Regions from separate parts of the Homo sapiens genome. Here region 1 is linked to region 2. Evidence: chromatin loops called from intact Hi-C (ENCODE). Cell type or tissue: heart left ventricle. All regions are shown on one strand. Links, peaks and the distances in the headings refer to the core of each region. The heading gives the core; the rest is flanking DNA. Region 1 has its middle 390 kb from the start of SGCD. Region 2 has its middle 25 kb from the start of PPP1R2B.

The links. Hi-C counts contacts between places; a loop is a spot of excess contacts. Peaks named below come from ENCODE experiments on the same cell type or tissue, not always from the same donor. Only the 100,000 strongest peaks of a DNase experiment are listed, where the experiment ranks them.
Region 1: a loop joins it to region 2, with 3 times the contacts of the local background. A loop is called at or near these places in 64 of 110 quality-filtered maps.

The regions. Positions count from the first base shown.
Region 1 is chr5:155,933,520-155,938,901 of GRCh38, reverse strand. It overlaps a transcript of SGCD not described here. Among named protein-coding and RNA genes, the nearest start is that of SGCD, 390 kb to the left of the region's middle. In heart left ventricle, for the core only: no CTCF peak of the experiment used is centred there; a DNase peak (open chromatin) is centred at 3,021.
Region 2 is chr5:156,822,627-156,828,008 of GRCh38, reverse strand. No RefSeq gene overlaps it. Among named protein-coding and RNA genes, the nearest start is that of PPP1R2B, 25 kb to the left of the region's middle. In heart left ventricle, for the core only: a CTCF peak has its summit at 3,032 (motif pointing right); no DNase peak of the experiment used is centred there.

The DNA.
Region 1 (5,382 bases), core at 126-5,125, 890 kb after region 2:
ATCCCAACTTTGACTCCTATTAATTAGTTGGTTTCATGGACAAATTACTTAAACTCTCAGTTTAACAGTTGTCTTATCTGTGAAATGGGGTTAATAATGTCTACTTCGCAGGTATACTGGTAGGATTAAATGACATGGTGCATAGACATGTAAAGGACTTAATACACTGTCTGGTGCCACAGGGGATGAAAAACTATTAGCTCAGTTTCCTTATCCTTTCTCTTCCTTCTCAAACTCTCAAGTCAGAACATTCACAGTGGGGAACAGCTACTAGCTTATGGGAAAAACCATTGCCATAGTATTAGCACTTTGATAAACAGCCCAATTAAGAACATTCCTATTAACTTCATCTATATTTCAATACACTGTACATGATACCCAGGCCAATGGAAAAGAAGAAAAGGACAGGGTGATTAATGAAACGCCAGTAACAGCCAGCCTGACACCTCATAAACAGCCACATGTTTGTTTACTCATCTATAATTTGTTTATTTTTCCTTTTTGAGTCCCAAACTCAGAAGGGGCTGTCAGATGAAAAATTCAATCTCAAGTGATTCCCTAAGCATTCTTATCCTGGGGCAGACCCCAGTTTGTTTCAGGCTGACAGCTGGCACCTGTGGCCTGCAGTGAAGTACTCTCTGACACTGATGGAAAGAGACAGGTGGCAGGGCTGCCATCAAATGCTGCGTTTGATTGATAAAGTGATCTAAGTATCACAGGCACCAAGAATGTCATTAGCAATCACTGCTTCCTCTGTAGAAAGCACCCCCTGGGCCAACAAGGCAACAAACAACAGCTTTTTGAGTGTCTGTATGTGCAGGTATGTGCATGTTTGCGTTCATGTCTGTATGTGACCAGAGACAGTTCCCATCACTGTGGTTCAAAGAAAGAGCACAGGACCTGGAGGTCAGCTTTCAAAGCCGGGTTCAAATCCTGACTAGGTCATTGGCAAGCTACAGGCCACAGGTAAATCATCAAACTTGTGAACCTCAGCTTTCACTCTTCTCATCTGTTTTGTATATTCTCAGCAGTGAAATGCTACTTCCTCAGGGAATCCTCCCCTGAACACCCCAATGAGGCAGGATTGGATCTATTTACAATGCAGTCCAATAACACATTGCACAGTGTCCACGTCACATTTGCAGTCAGACATAGGTTTGTTGCTTCTCAACTTAATGCCCATCTTCCCCCACTTAATTATAAGCTCTTTGGGGTCAGAAACTGCATTTTTCTTGTCTACTGTCTTGACCACAGTGCTCTGAATATCCAAATTCCCCAAGTTTGTTCATCCCAGCACAACAGCTATCCCAAATATTATCTCAAGTACTCTGGACTCCCCGAAGATCTTTCTGCAAAACACTCATTCCTTTCTGGCCTTTTCTCTTCCTTTCTCCCTCCACTTCTTTTATGGATGCAGGCATTTCTTCTGCCCTTTTTAGTGTAAATAAGTTTAACATTCTGGCTTCTTCAGTTCTGTTCCTTTATTTCCCAAATTATAGTTTTTGAGAAAGTAGGCTTTAGGAGGAGGTTACCTGGAATCAAACCTTGGCTCCAGCACCGCTTCAATATGTGACCTTGATGGAAGCAGCGGCCTGCCTGGAGCAGCTGCTGCCAAGATGCTGGCTGCAGTGGGGGAGGCATGGCTTGGCTGCATGCTCTATGGAGCCAGTGGGAGCCGGGAACAGGCAGGTTCCCCACCCTCCCAAGCACAGCTGCAGCCACCCAAGTCATGCCTGCAGACCCGGGCCTCTCTGTGCTCTTTGGGGCTGGGAGCAGGCACCCAAGTCATGGCTGCAGACCTGGGTATCTCTGCAGACTTGCGGTCCTGGGAAGGCTTTCCCTGGCCCCGCAGGCTTGGACGTGTCTGCTACCCCTGTCTGGTCTCTCCCCCCACTCCCTGGCACTCGCTCTAATCTCAGAGTGAGGGCGGGGCTCCTGGGTGCTGTTGCAGCCTGGCCAGGTGTGCGCACACCCGGGGCCGTGCTGACATGGCAGCCTCCTGCCGCCTCAGCCCCCTCCGGAATTTAGCCACCAAGGAGCATGGGAGGGAGACTGAGTGAGTGGGGGCAGCTCAGAGCTGGCCTGCAGGTGCCCCTGGGCATGAACAGCCTGGGCTGTACGGAACAGTGGTAAGAGGCAGACAGGCTCCTGGGTAAAAGGGGGCGCGTCCCTAGTGAAGCCCCACCTTCAAGCTGGACAGGGCCTAAAACCTGGGGGCCGGACTGCCAGTTCCGTGGACCAGAGTGGGAACTTGTGGTGCTTTTTCTGGGCCTGCCCATGGCCGCCCATGGACCAATCACCATGTACCTCCTTTCCTCTGAAGCCTATAAAAATGAAAATTCCAGACCTAGCCAGACTTGAGCACTCAACCTGAAGACCAGCAGAGAGGAACCACACACTCCAGGGTCTCCTCTCTGCTGAGAGCTAAAAGGATGATGGGACGACCAGCTATGGAGAGGAGCTACCCACCCCAGCGTCTGCTCTCTGCTGCGAGCTGAACACTCACTGGGACATTCTGGCTGCAAAGAGGAGCTATCCATCCCAGGGTCGCCCCTGAGCTGTTCTATCACTCAATAAATCTCCTCTCCGCCTTGCTCACCCTCCACTTGTCCACATACCTCATTCTTCCTGGGTGCAGAACAAGAACTCGGGACCCGTCGAATGGCAGGGCTAAAAGGGCTGTAACACATACAGGGCTGAAACGCACCCCTTTCTCGCCACATTGCAGATGCCGAGAAGAGAGAAGGAAAGAAGAGCTGCAGTCCTTCGGGGAGCCCAGACCTAGGAGCTCCCTGAGCCAGGACTGTAATACCCTCTTTGGGCCTCTGTGATTCCTGGCATCTCCAAGCTTCCAGGCGCCACAGCATTCCCTGGTGTCAGCCATGGAAGCTGCTTGTAGTACACCTGTTCCAGCTGCAGCCTCACAGGGAGCCAGCACCTGTGCTGGTGCCTGGAGCTATCTGCCCTGCTGCAGCTGGTGTGCCTGACTGTGTGCAGTGGCTGGACCCCTCACTTGCTCGCTCACACACCCCTGACAACTCCGCTCACCCTTGGCAGGCGATGGATCCATGCTGGTAGCGTGAGCCAAGTGCAGCCTGCCAGGCTGAGTGGTCCCAGTGGGCCCGAGCAAAACTCATGCAAAAGCACCACTGGCCACAGAGGTTTCCAGCTGGAAAAGCAACACCCCAAGGCTCCTGTAACAACCTTAGGCAAGTGATTAGACACATGAGCGTTCCCTCTTGTCCTCATGCTAAGCTAGTTTGCACTAGCTATTCCCTTGCCTGCATGCTCCTCACCTTACTCCTTAATTAACTGGCTGTTTCTTAAGGTTCAAATCAGATATGACTACTTAGATAGCTTTCCCTGAGTCTGTCCCCTTCACTTTCTATCTCATTATTCTTTTACATTACTTCAATCTCATTTATTGCTGGCTGATATTATCTCATTTATATAATTTTGTAGCATCAATCTCCCCCCACAACAATGAAGTTCCATGAGGGCAGTGACCTCTCCTATCTTGTCAACCACAATAGCCCAGCCAGGGGAAAGAAACCAAAAAGAAGATGGACCTTCAACAAATACGTTTTGAATAAATGAATTCAGTAACACACTAATTAATGAATAAATGAATAAACAAAAGTCACTAGGATATGGTAAAGATTAAATAAGATATACAAAAATAACTTATTTCAGCCAAGAGTCTTAATTGCAAGCAACAGAAACCAATTCTTGCTGATCTAAGCAGAAAAATAATTTGTTCAAAGGGTATCAGTTGACTCACAAAGGAACCAGGAGGATTCAAAAATCACTAGGGACTTAGGGTCAAGTATACTGCCCCAAAACTAGTCACAAAATGATGTGCTGAGGACATCACTGCTGCCACCATCCCCAAGCATTGGACACAACAGCTTGCATCAACAGTTGTCTATCTGTGAACACTGGGTGCTGACGATAGCTCTGGGAATCCATCTTACTGCAGGAACTTACTTACTCCAGGCACTGGCCACAGCAGTTCCTCCATGTCCCAACTTCGTCATGTCATTAGTCCACAGTTCACATCTGGGGTATGTACAACCAATGGGCAGACTGTAGGTCAGATGGCCCCCCATTCTAAAAATTTGGGGAAAGGAAGTAGCCAACATTTTCAGCTTCTGTAATGGAAGAAAGGCTATGACATCCTAAATCATAGAGTGAGGAGTTTTCCAAACCAGGGAACAAGGTTCAGATGCTGAGCAGTTAAAAAGAATGACAAATTTCCACTACAATGGTTAATAAATATTAACCACAAAACAATACAATTACCAAGAGCTGCTTCCTTGCAAAATAACTCACAAACTACTGAAATAAAAGAAGACACAAAGAAAAACTACTGCTTAATTCTTTAAAGCTGTACCAAGTTGGAAACACTCATTTTACAACTTTTTCATAAGTTATTCTGTTTGTCAGGTAGTGGGATATTAAATGTGCTTGAGTATTGATTTGAGGGAACTCTTGTCCTGCATAGTTCAGTGCTACGCAAAAAAAGATCGTTAAAAAGGCTTCTTGCCAACGCAGCTCTGGGATGTGAGCAAGATGCCAACTAAGTCAGGCCATTTTCACGGCTTGCTGCTCATCAAGGAAAATAAATCCTCAACTTCTTTTCAAAAATGCAGATGTCAAATACTCTTTACTGGGATACCTGCTCACTTCGTGTGGCTCTGCACCTGGCAACATTCTCTACCATGAGTTGGTGATTTGGCTTAACCCATCCACTCCCATCTGATACTGTCTTGATAGGATTGTCAATCAAGGTGTGCATCCAATTCTGCCAAAGCTTGATTAATCAGTCATTCTTTCTGAAATTTGAATTTTGATGAGTACCATGTAAAGACAGAAAACAATAGGAGATGATGCTCCCACATGGCAGTGTCCTAATGTTCCAGGCACCTAGATCATGGTTTCATTTCCATTCTTGTTAAGCTTGGTTCTTAGCTTTTCCTTAATTCTGTGGGTGTTTCACACAGGTTCTGTTGCTTGAAATCAACAAGCCTTAACTGACGGTCTTCTCTGAAGATAACCTAGGGATGACTGATAAAATAATATTAATGATTAAGATTTAATTAAACACATTATAGCAAAGGCCTTGGGCAAATGCTTTATTGGCATGATGCCATTTTAATCCTCACAAATCTTCAAGGTAGGTACATATTTTATATCCATTTTGCAGCTAAAAATGTTGCAGCTTAGAATGGTTAAATTGCTTTCCAAGGATGTACACATAGAAGCACCAAAGCTGTCAGTTCCATCTTAAGCCAAAACCTATGCACTTGGCCACTATGCATTCAACAGTAAGAATGAGATTCATTCACTCATTTATTCACCTAACAATTAATGACTAAATAT
Region 2 (5,382 bases), core at 190-5,189:
AGCCATTTTAACAATATTAATTCTTCCTATCCATGAGCATGGAATGTTTATCCGTTTGTTTGTGTCTTCTCTGATTTCTTTGAGCAGTGGTTTGTAGCTCACCTTGTAGAGGTCTTTCACCTCCCTAGTTGGTGTATTCCTAGGTATTTTATTCTTTTTGTGGCAAGCTAATTAACAGTTGAGCTGAAACTAGATCCTTTTTTTCCCTCCCTTCTTTCCTCCCTTCCTTCCTTGTTTTTTTCTTTTCCTTATTTTTGTTCCTTCTTTTATAAAACACTCCTCAAAATTTTATTTGAATTTAACAGACAGAAATGGAAGTAATGAACTTCATAAACTTTAGATAAATACTTCTTCCTTCCTTATAAAATGAAGAAAATAATGTATCTTTGCTGTAGCTCTGTTGTGAGGAATCCATGATACACATGTAAAGCACCTTGATCAGTGCCTATTTTATACTAGGATGCAAGTGACTATGATGAGGCTAATGTAAAATGTCTAATAAAATGTTCAAATATGATAGTTGTTATTTTTGTGCAAAGATTATATACCTTTGGAAGGCAGAGACCATGTCTTATTCATACTGGATTCCCAGTGTCTAGCACAGTGGCTCCCATGAAGATGTTTATCACTGTTTAAGTATGTTGAATGTTAAGAAAAATGAGGTCAAACATTTAACAGGTTGGTCTCATTATTTTTTAAACTGCCTTTAAATTTTAACCAGTATTTATTGGCACCTGCTTATTTCTTGAAATATTATGAGTTGCTTTTTTTTATACATTATCCAGGTTTATAATACTCCTATTTTACTTTCCAGTCCTAACTCCCCATGTAATTTTGATTAATACTATATTTAAATTGATCAATGCTCACTCCAAGTTGTTTCATCTGGGCTACTCTACAGCTGAGGTCTTTATTTTGATTTCTTGGCTGGATTTCATTATTTCAACAAACAATTTTTTCTCTTTATTTTAAGGAGGGGTTATAGATTACTAGAGGTTTTGAGTTCATTTTCTGCCCCCAAGCTTGAAGAATTCTTTTATTTTTATTTTATTAATTTATTTTTTAAAGACAGTGACTCACTCTGTTGCCCAGGCTGGAGCACAGTGGCACAATCATAGCTCACTGCAGCCTCGACCTCCCAGGCTCAAGCAGTCCTACCACTTCAGCCTCCAGAGTAGCTGGGACTACAGGTCTGCACTAACATGCCTGGCTAATTTTTTAAATTTTTTTTGTAGAGATGGGGTCTTGCTAGGGTGCCCAGGTTGGTCTCAAACTCCTGGCCTCAAGTTATTCTCCTGTCTTGGCCTCTCAAAGTGCTGAGATTTCAGGTGTGAGCCACTGAGCCTGGCCCCCAAATATTCATCTTTTTAATTTCTTTTTTATGCTGTGCTGCCTTGGATATTTTCAGGTTAACACATTATTTCTTTTTGCATTACTCTTCTCTAAGAGATCTGCTCTGTATCTTACTTCCTCCTCTGATGTTCTGAATGAATTCTCTCGAGCCCTCCTTCCACCATTTTCTGAGACTAGCCTCATCCTCTGGCTGCAGCTGGAAGGCTCAGGGGTTTTTCCATCCCCCTCTCTCTAGCCTGTGGATGGGGTAGGGCAAGGGAACAGTCAGCTAGGATTGGGTGCAATCATTCTTACAGGAACTGGTTTCTGTTCCTCTTTCTTACATTTTGTTTTCTGTCCTAAACCTGCGATTGCTCCACTTAATGAAGTGCAGGGTGATACCTTCTAAATGCTTCCCCCAATTTAGCATGGAGTCTAGTAGCCTGCGCTTCTGCACAAGGGGGTCGATTTGACTATTCTCTTCTCTTTTCATTTTTCCCCACCTCAGGCCATTTCTGTGTACTTCCTTGAAATCAAAAGGGGCAAAGAGGACATCATCCTCCTTGCGTTTCTTATCCAATTTGGGAGTATCAAGGAACAGTCTCGGGAGTTTCAGCACCTTCTGGGAGCCAGCCTCCTTTCTTGGCCACTGTCTTTTGCATATTATGGCATTCAATTCTCTTTTTTGGTTGTGGCTGATTTATTTATTTTTCTATTTTTTCCACTAGTTTCATTGTGTATGACAGGACAGGGAGTCTGTGAGTCATTTTACTTTTTTTTACCTGAATGTCTGTCTTGAGCCTTTCATTTGTGTCATGATACCAGCTGTTGCCTTTTTCACTAACAAAAAGGCACGTTCCTTGGGTGTTTTTTTCACTAGCATGAAGTCTTCCCACGCTGCTCACCAATGCCATATTCTGAAGTCTGATTTAAAGTATTACAATGAGATGTCAGCTTATGTCAGCATTGGAAGGCCAGGCCACTTATCCTTTTTGACAAAATCAAAAGCGTTCAATGTGAAATAAAAATTACTAAAATACATTTTTTTTTACTCTTTTATTTTACTTCAATCAACAGTCAGACTAAATGTCATCAAGTGTTATATTTGAGATCGTGCTGATTTTAAAACTCTGGTAGTTATTAGCCTATTGGAAGTGAAAGACGTTCTCAAAATGTGTTTTTCCTGCCATTTCTGCCTCGGCCTTCACTGCTGTAGTAACCTCATTATTCCAAATTTAAGGATGTGAGGCTGTGGTGAGATCCTCACAGAAACTAGTCAAATGGAGTTCCTGTCCTCATAATCTCAGATGTTTATTATTTACTTTTCAGGGTTTAGAAGACTAATTAACAAATCAAAGAAATCATTATAAAACAGTTTAGGGTATTTGGGCTTTTACCTCCTGGGAAATAAGCCTTGTATTTTTAAAAGCGTATTTGTTTTCATGATGTAAGGGAAATACATTGTTGAATACAAATGCTTTGATATAATGAATATGTTTAAGCCAAACAAGATATAGCCAGATCCTCACCAGAGAGGCTTAGAAAACAAACCAGTACATGCTATCTTTTGTTTCAGTGTCATTAATTTTTGTTGATCTTTTGTTTCCTGTATCTTTGGGACATGAAGAAGGTTTTGGCAGCACCTAAACGTTTACTCAGCAGTCCTTGGGAATTTTAGGGCATTAAATGGAGCTGGTTAATGGACCACTGGGTGTCAGTATTGTCTTTACTTACCCTGGCAGGAACTGAATCAGGTTGTCCTTTTCAGAGACTTTTGGGTTTTGTTGGAATACAGAATCTTAGATTTTCTGTCCAAACCAGGAGGGGACCATCTAGCACAACCAGCTTTGTTCGTGGATGAAGGGGCTAAGTCATGGAGAAGGAACAGCTGATTCCTGTTCAGGGGTGGTTTCTACCACCCTGAGCTTCCCAAATTTCTACATCAGGATCTCAAACTTAAATGCCCCTAGGGTCAGACAGGCAGGAAAGTCAAGTGGACCCTCCTTAGCCTAATGAATAGAAGGGGTGCTCTTTTTTCTGCATACACATTTGCTGTTTCCTGTTTTCTTGATCAGGCCACTTGGTGTATCTTTACTATCTCCAGTACTGATTCAGAAAAAAAATTTCTTCTATGGTTTAAAAAAGGACTGCAAAAACATGATGATAAAACTCAAACAACCCTTGGCCGCATGTGAGGGAGGCAATAGGGAATGTATAAAGGCGCCAGCAGCGTCACATGCCAGCGAGGTGAGGGTGTCCTCACACAGGTGGGATCTTCAGATTTTTCAAGAGAAATGGGAAATCTGGATTTTTATGTGAATTTTTGTCATTTACATAGGCTGGTTCAAACTTAAAAAATCAAGACCCATCTGTGGGCCAGATATGACACTCCTAGGATAACAAGTTATAATCTCTGTGGACTATAACTTGGATGTTTTATCTTCTAACTTGAATTATTTTGCCTCCAACTTCTAGTTTGAGCTAATTGGCTCTAGCATGATGAGAGAAAGTTCCTTGGGAGATGCATAGGAATTCCTTGTCTTTGGCAACTGCATCTTTTTTTTTTTTTTTTTAATCCAAAGAAAAGAAAATGCATTGTTCAGCTGTCTGACGGGATGGTAGACTAGAAATGTTGAATATCCAGTTAACCTCATTTGATCTAGGAGAGGTTGGGAAAGTTAAGATTACTAACAAATTTTCAGTGCTAGGTAATTTTCTATTGTGAATGTACTAGGAAGGAAGCCATAGAAGGGAAGCACCTAGAAGCCTCTCCCAACCCTGAGAATCTGCCTCTTATAGACAGGAGAGCTGAAAGTCTGAGAGAGCCATTTTCGGACTCATAGCCACAGGACAGGCTTTGGAGATGGCCTACTCTAGACACTTTGATTTGACACTTAGGAAAGTGAGGTACAGATGGAGCAGTCATTTATTCAAGGTCATGTAGCTGATGGCAAAGCACTTTGGATTCCTGATCTCGGAGGGGGGGTTAGTGAGGAAGAACATGCCGTTCTGTCATTGGACAACACAGTCTGTTTTGTGCAAATATTCACAGACAATAGCGTTCAGGAGAAAAAATAGTCATATGAAGGAAGAAGTTGACTCTGGGAGAAGAATATTCCTATCTAGGAAGGAATAGACTCTCCAACAAATGCACAGAAAGGCAAATTGGTCATTTTTTTTTCTTTTGTTTTTTAACATTTAAGTTTGAAAGTCATCTGATAGTTCACCCACTGTGTTTCTCTGGTGTATTTTATTTAGTAAGAGTTCTTCTAGAGTTAGGAAGGAGGAAAATGATCTGTTATAATCTGCAGAATGAATAATGTTAATTATAAAGGAGGATGCAGGGATGGTACATGGGCTTAATTTGCAGCAAGAAAGACTTAAGTGAGATGCACTGAAGAACTTGACAGGGAGGGTTTCTTAAGATTGGAATGTAATCTTGGCAGAAATTATGGGATTTTCTTTAATTCTGTTATTATAGCTTTCATAGTGCAAGCTAACCATCTCTGCTTTTAGCATTATCTTTGTAAAACACCAATCTAACCATATTGATAGCCTTTTCTTATAAAATTATTTTAGTTATTTACTCCTGATGCCTGGGTTTGGCATGCAAGTGACATTATAACATGAATTGGTGTTATTTTTCTTATCTGGAGGTAATCTACTGGTTTCATTTTTGATTAAAAACATTAAATGATACTGTCTGTAGTTAAATACAGTTAGGAAGAATTATGTCTCCTAAAGATCACTTGAGGTCGGGAGTTCGAGACCACTCTGATCAACATGGAGAAACCGCATCTCCACTAAAAATACAAAATTAGCCTGGCGTGGTGGCACATGCCTGTAATCCCAGCTGCTCGGGAGGCTGAGGCAGGAGTATCCCTTGAACCCGGGAGGTGGAGGTTGCAGTGAGCCGAGATCGTGCCATTGCACTCTGGCCTGAGCGAAAAGAGAGAAACAGTCTCAGAAAAAAAAAAAAAAAAAAAAAAAAACAACAGCAAAAGAAACAGTCCTGAAGTTAGGAAAGCTCTGCCACGCACAGCTCCCCTA